Linked DNA regions of Homo sapiens: region 1 is linked to region 2. The links are chromatin contacts, found by Hi-C or POLR2A ChIA-PET in ENCODE. All regions are on one chromosome and are shown on one strand. Each heading gives the region's core, a stretch centred on a gene start or an enhancer-like site at or near the end of the contact. The rest is flanking DNA. Distances are from core to core; before and after follow the strand shown.

What was found. A loop is a pair of places that touch in the nucleus more often than their neighbours do. ChIA-PET counts read pairs that join two places held with the same protein, here RNA polymerase II (POLR2A). Pooled maps may share reads with other maps.
Region 1: a loop to region 2 is called in a pooled map, with 11 times the contacts of the local background. The contact joins two enhancer-like sites. A Hi-C loop is called at or near these places in 8 of 50 pooled maps. POLR2A ChIA-PET finds 5 or more read pairs at or near these places in 4 of 52 experiments (AG04450, B cell, Caco-2 and 1 more).

What each region holds. Positions count from the first base shown.
Region 1 is chr11:118,895,126-118,897,825 of GRCh38, reverse strand. CXCR5 (C-X-C motif chemokine receptor 5) reads right to left here. Exons shown (of 2, transcript NM_001716.5): 2 at 39-2,700. BCL9L (BCL9 like) reads left to right here. Exons shown (of 10, transcript NM_001378213.1): 10 at 1-1,690. Among named protein-coding and RNA genes, the nearest start is that of CXCR5, 13 kb to the right of the region's middle. RefSeq lists an enhancer at 1,304-2,062. Within about 2 kb of position 1,422, at least 8 of the 41 ENCODE cell types and tissues checked have a DNase peak (open chromatin) inside an H3K27ac peak, as active enhancers do.
Region 2 is chr11:118,658,126-118,660,825 of GRCh38, reverse strand. It overlaps TREH (trehalase), which reads left to right. Exons shown (of 15, transcript NM_007180.3): 10 at 93-287; 11 at 862-1,079; 12 at 1,345-1,456; 13 at 1,809-1,921; 14 at 2,093-2,146; 15 at 2,385-2,700. The coding sequence ends at 2,537. Among named protein-coding and RNA genes, the nearest start is that of MIR6716, 15 kb to the right of the region's middle. RefSeq lists enhancers at 1,295-1,844, 1,892-2,186, 1,845-2,394. Within about 2 kb of position 1,250, at least 11 of the 41 ENCODE cell types and tissues checked have a DNase peak (open chromatin) inside an H3K27ac peak, as active enhancers do.

The sequences.
Region 1 (2,700 bases), core at 173-2,672, 240 kb before region 2:
GCGCTTTTGTGCTGGTTTGTGCGTGTGCTGTATTTCTGTGTTTTGATAGAAGTCACACAAAAAAAAAAGGATAAAAGAAACCCTTCCCCCCTTCTTCAAGTTATTGCTCCCTCCATTCCCCTGGACCCAGGGACATGCAGCCCTACATGGCCACCCACTGTTTGCAGTGTCTCTGGGTCCCTAAGGGATACCATTCCTGTCTCGTCCCCAAATGGTAAGATGACGTAAATGACCCACTCCTAAACTGAGGTCAGACCACCTAGGCTTCCACCTGGTGAGCCCTAGCAGGGCTGAGACCCCCAGGGCGGCAGCCTGTCTGCTGCTGAGTGATTCAGGGAGAACATGTGTGCACGTGCATGTGTGTTTGCCCACACCGGTGACACGGGGCCCTGGCTTTCCACTTTGGATGCCCGGGCATCCGCTGCTGCTACATCTTAGCCAGAACTTGAAGTCTTTTGTCCCAGTTTGGGATGAAGGAAAGGAGGAAGAGGCGGTGGCTGTGTGGCCCCCTTGAGTGGAGCCATGGAAGGGGTGGCATGGTGCCACTGGGGCCTGTGGCTGTAGTAGCCCTGGGCCAGGTAACCTCCAGGGCCCTGACTTTTCCAGAGGCTGCTGCCACCTACTTCTTATCAAAGAAGGGGGAGAACAGTTCATCTGAGTCAGTGCACCTCCCCTCCAGTCTCCACTCCCTGAGGATGGAATCGGGGAAACAGCATCCTGCCGCCTCCTCTCTGCCTGCCCACTCACCGGCAAGGTTGTCCCTCTGCCCAGGGCTCAGGGCCATGTACCAGATCTGTCTGTGCCCACCCAGGCACAGCCACTGCCTCCCCCTTGGCTCCCTGCTCCTACCCAGGAGAGCTCCCTATCCGCCTTTGGTCAGAGCTGAAGCCATATACGACTGGGTGTTTGTCCCCCTACTTTGGCCCCAGGAGTAAAAAAACTTCTCCTTTTCTCACTTCCTTTCCTGCCTCGGGAGGTGGCAGGGCAGTTCCCTGGCTGAGGCCTTTTGCGCCCCACCTCCAGGACCAAGGGCCATTCTAGACAGGGTGTCTTCTACCAGGACCCGTCCCTAGCCTTCCTGGCCTGGAGGGCCTGGTCTTGCACTGGCAGCTGTAATACAAAGGGAACTCGCCCCACTTCTCCCAGCCTGGTGCTGTCCTCTCGGCCCACCATCGGCCAGGTCCAGCGCTTCCTCTGGGGCTGACAACAGGCCCCTGACTCACCCCGGTCACCTCCCAGGGTCCATGGCCAGGGCCTCTGTGTTTGGGGGGCCACTTGCCCTTCATCCTGCCAGGCGCTTTGCCCGCCCTGCCTCAGCCTGGGCCCTGTGCCCTTGAGCCCTCCACCCCTGGCCCAAGACCCCCCCAAACTGTCTGACTCTGTGTTTCCTGCCCTGAGGAGAGAGGGGTCAGATTGCAGCGGGCCGAGTGCCCTCTCCGTCCCCTCTCCTCCCACCCACGCCACAGGCCAGCCTACTCTTCCCTCCATCCATGGCCACACCCCCAGCCATTTTGTACCATTATATAAATATATATATAAATATAAATATATAAATACAATATGTGAAGACATCTTCTTGGTTTTTATTTTGAAACAATTTTTAGGCTTGTTCCGGGGGTCTCTGTGCTGCCTGTACTGTATTGACCTGTTTTATAGGTGCCTTTTTATTAAAAAGAAAATTCAAAATCCAGCCTCTTGCCTCTTTGCATCTGCTTCAGACTCCCCCATCGATTACCCAGCTTGCGAGGAGATACTCAGAGAAAAAAGGGACGTCTTAGGGCTTCCTCGTTGTCCTGCCGTGAAGACACTCTCACGTGAGCCACAGCTGTTATTTCCCCAGTGGGGCCTCCCAAGGAGCTTGGCTGCTTGGCTTGAGTGGGACAAGGGCAGGGGTCCCTGACTCCCCACCTGATCAAAGGCTGGGGAGGTGGTAGGGAGCACCCAGAACTGCCGGACGGGCCTCCCACACCCCAGGTGAGCAAACAAGCACGGAGCAGCTTCCTGCGGTTCCATCTGAGTGACATCCTCACGGGGGCAGGGCACGGCTTCCTGGGGCCTGGGGACTTCCCTGCCTCAGTGTGTTTCTTACACTTCCCTGCCTAAGGTGATGCCACGGAGGGGATGGTTGAGATGACTCCCACGGGCCCCTTCCAGTCCACCTTTCTCCGTTCCGACTCTGAGTTTCCTCGGGTCTATAGCTTATGGGAAGGGAGTGAGGAGGGGACAAGCCAGCCTCCTTCCCCATCAATGCCCACAACCTCCCATCCCCTGGACCCAGCCACCCTAGGAGTTCTCCACCCCACCCCATCTCGCCTGGCGGAGGGGACCGCCGGGTTTGATTGATCCATCTCCCTCCTTGGGGTTCGGGAAGAAAGCTCTTTTCTTCCCTCTGTCGGGTTTCTTTCTTGCTTCTCGGCCTTCACGCTTCCTCAGGTCACTGGCTGGCCTCCAAGGGCACCTAGAGTCAGCCCTGCCTGCAGACCACCCAGGATCCGGTGACATGGGGTGGACCCAGCGCTGTTTCGGTCAGAGCCAGGGGCAGCTACCTGAACTCAACCAGTCTGAGCTTCCTGCTTGGTCAAGATGACTGCAGGCTTGGGGGCCTGGCAGAATGTCTGTGTTTTTAGGGACTGAGTTGTCCGAAGGCCACACTCTGCTGCCAGCTGGCCTTTCCTCAGCCTTAACCTCCACTCATCCCCT
Region 2 (2,700 bases), core at 1-2,500:
GCTGCACACCTGCTGTGTCAGGCTCTGGTCTCCTGTCAATGGCTGCCTATCCTGCAGCCGGGACTGGCTGGTTCCCTGCTCTGTCCTCACAGGAGACCGGGAGGCTCTGTGGGCTGAGCTCAAGGCTGGGGCTGAGTCTGGCTGGGACTTCTCTTCACGCTGGCTCATTGGAGGCCCAAACCCCAACTCGCTTAGCGGCATCCGAACAAGCAAACTGGTGCCTGTTGACCTGAATGCCTTCCTATGCCAAGCAGAGGAGCTGATGAGCAACTTCTATTCCAGGCTGGGTGAGCACCCCAGTAGGGAAGGGAAAGCAGGGAGCTTGGTTTCCTGCTCAGGCTTGGCAATAGAACTGGAAGTAGGACCCTTGTGTGACAGGCCTTCAGCAACTTAGCCTGTCGAGCCCCGCCCTAGTGGAAGCCTGCACTCACATTTGCGTACCAGACAAGAGAACAAACGGAGCCAACCCTAATCCTCTCTTCCTCCCTTTCTTACTGTGAGGGTCTCTAGGGTCTGTGAGGGGAACCCTAGTCCACGCATCCAAAATCCTTCCACTCCCTCTCCCTCAGACAGCTGCCCTTGACCCCCTAAGAGCTAGGGGAATCCACCCAGCCAGTACCCTTGGGAGGATAGACCCTGGAGACCCTGGGGACAGATCAGCTCCAGTGGTTCCCTGGGAGCAGTGCGGGGCCATAGGCCAGAAATGTGGTGGGCTCCAGATCGGCACATCCCCTTGGTCATCAGGGTGTCTCAGCCTTTGCAGAGAAACACAAAGCGGGGAGGCTAAAGTAGAACCACGAAAAAAGCCTGGGGCAGCAGGCAGGGCACTGGCTGCTGGCTCTAAAGGCAGCACTGCCCCAGGGAACGACTCCCAGGCCACGAAGTACAGAATCCTGCGGTCGCAGCGCTTGGCCGCCCTGAACACAGTCCTGTGGGATGAGCAGACCGGAGCCTGGTTCGATTACGACCTTGAGAAGAAGAAGAAAAACCGGGAGTTTTACCCATCCAACCTCACTCCACTCTGGGCCGGGTGTTTCTCTGACCCTGGCGTGGCGGACAAGGCTCTGAAATACCTGGAGGTGAGGGCACAGCAGGTGGCTCGGGTCCACTGCAGGCAGCACCGCCCCCTCCCGACCCTGAACAGGACCTGCAGGGGAGGGCGCTTCCTCCGGCTATGCCCCTTGTCCCAGCCTGCGGGTCCCACCAGAGCCACCGGGGGGCAGCTGTGAGCCGAGAAAAGAAGAGCCAGGAAGGGGACGTCTGGCTTCCCGCGGGGTCCAGCGTCCTGTCCTGGCTCCCAGTCCAGCCCCACCCACAGTCATGGGAATGTCTGGGACCTTCTAGGACAACCGGATCCTGACTTACCAGTATGGGATCCCGACCTCTCTCCAGAAGACAGGCCAGCAGTGGGATTTCCCCAATGCCTGGGCCCCCCTGCAGGACCTGGTCATCAGAGGTAGGGAGGCAGGGCTGACACAGCCAAGGACCCTTCCCAGGGTGTAGAGGTGGGCCTCCCTGGTGCTGGGGAGGCATGAACAAAAGACACAAGAGGCCCCGTATCCTTTCTCTCGCTCCTCTGCTCTCCTGGCCTCCACTTGACACTTATGTCCACCCAGCCTGTCCAGTGCAATCAGTCCTGTTCGCCCTTCAAACCAGGGCCGTCGATTAAGGGCAGTTTGGCCTGTGGTCTCAGGAAGGAAGTCTTAGGGCCCAGGCCTCTTTCCCTCCTTGGGGAGAGTAGGGTGCAGCCACTGCTCTGTCTGGGATGGGAGACCTGGAGGTTGAGTCCTGCCTGCAATGGGGTCTAGGCCTGGCCAAGGCACCTTTACGTCGGGCCCAGGAAGTGGCTTTCCAGCTGGCTCAGAATTGGATCCGAACCAATTTTGATGTCTACTCGCAGAAGTCAGCCATGTATGAGAAGGTGAGCTGGCCCAAGCCCTCCCTGCACCCCCAGGCTGTCCCAGTGGCCACTCCTGAGCACTGCAGGGGCTGCTGGGCAGGCAGAGCAGCTTCTCCCCAGGGGCTCTGGTTGTTTGTTGTTCCTGGAGCTGGGGGGCAGTACCTGACATACAGCCCACCCGCTTGTCCCCAGTATGACGTCAGCAACGGTGGACAGCCCGGTGGGGGAGGAGAATATGAAGTTCAGGTGAGCAGGCCAGGGGTGGGCTGGCCAACACCAGGGAACTCCTGAACTCTGCTGCTCATGACCCCCGCCCCAGGCCTCAGTGTGCTCACCTGCATGTGGGCCCGGGGGAGGAGCTGACTGGTGCTTCCTGTACCGCTGGGGTTAGGCAGGGCCAGTGCCCCTGGGGAGAGAGCCCACAGCCCCCACCAAGGGTATGAGGCTTCCCCAGAAACTGGCCCCACTGCCCTGCCTCTCCCAGGAGGGATTTGGCTGGACGAATGGCGTGGTCCTGATGCTGCTGGACCGCTATGGTGACCGGCTGACCTCAGGGGCCAAGCTGGCTTTCCTGGAGCCCCACTGCCTGGCGGCCACCCTTCTGCCCAGCCTCCTGCTCAGCCTCCTGCCATGGTGACAGCCCTCCTCTCCTCACCTGGCCCCAGCTCCTGCCCCATTAAACCTCTGCACCAGTTCCTGCCTTCCCCTGCCTCTTCATGCCCTCCTACCTCCCAGCCTGTCCTCAGAGCGAAGTGGAGGGCAGGGTCACGACCTGGAGGTCATGGGTAGGGGCCTAGCTC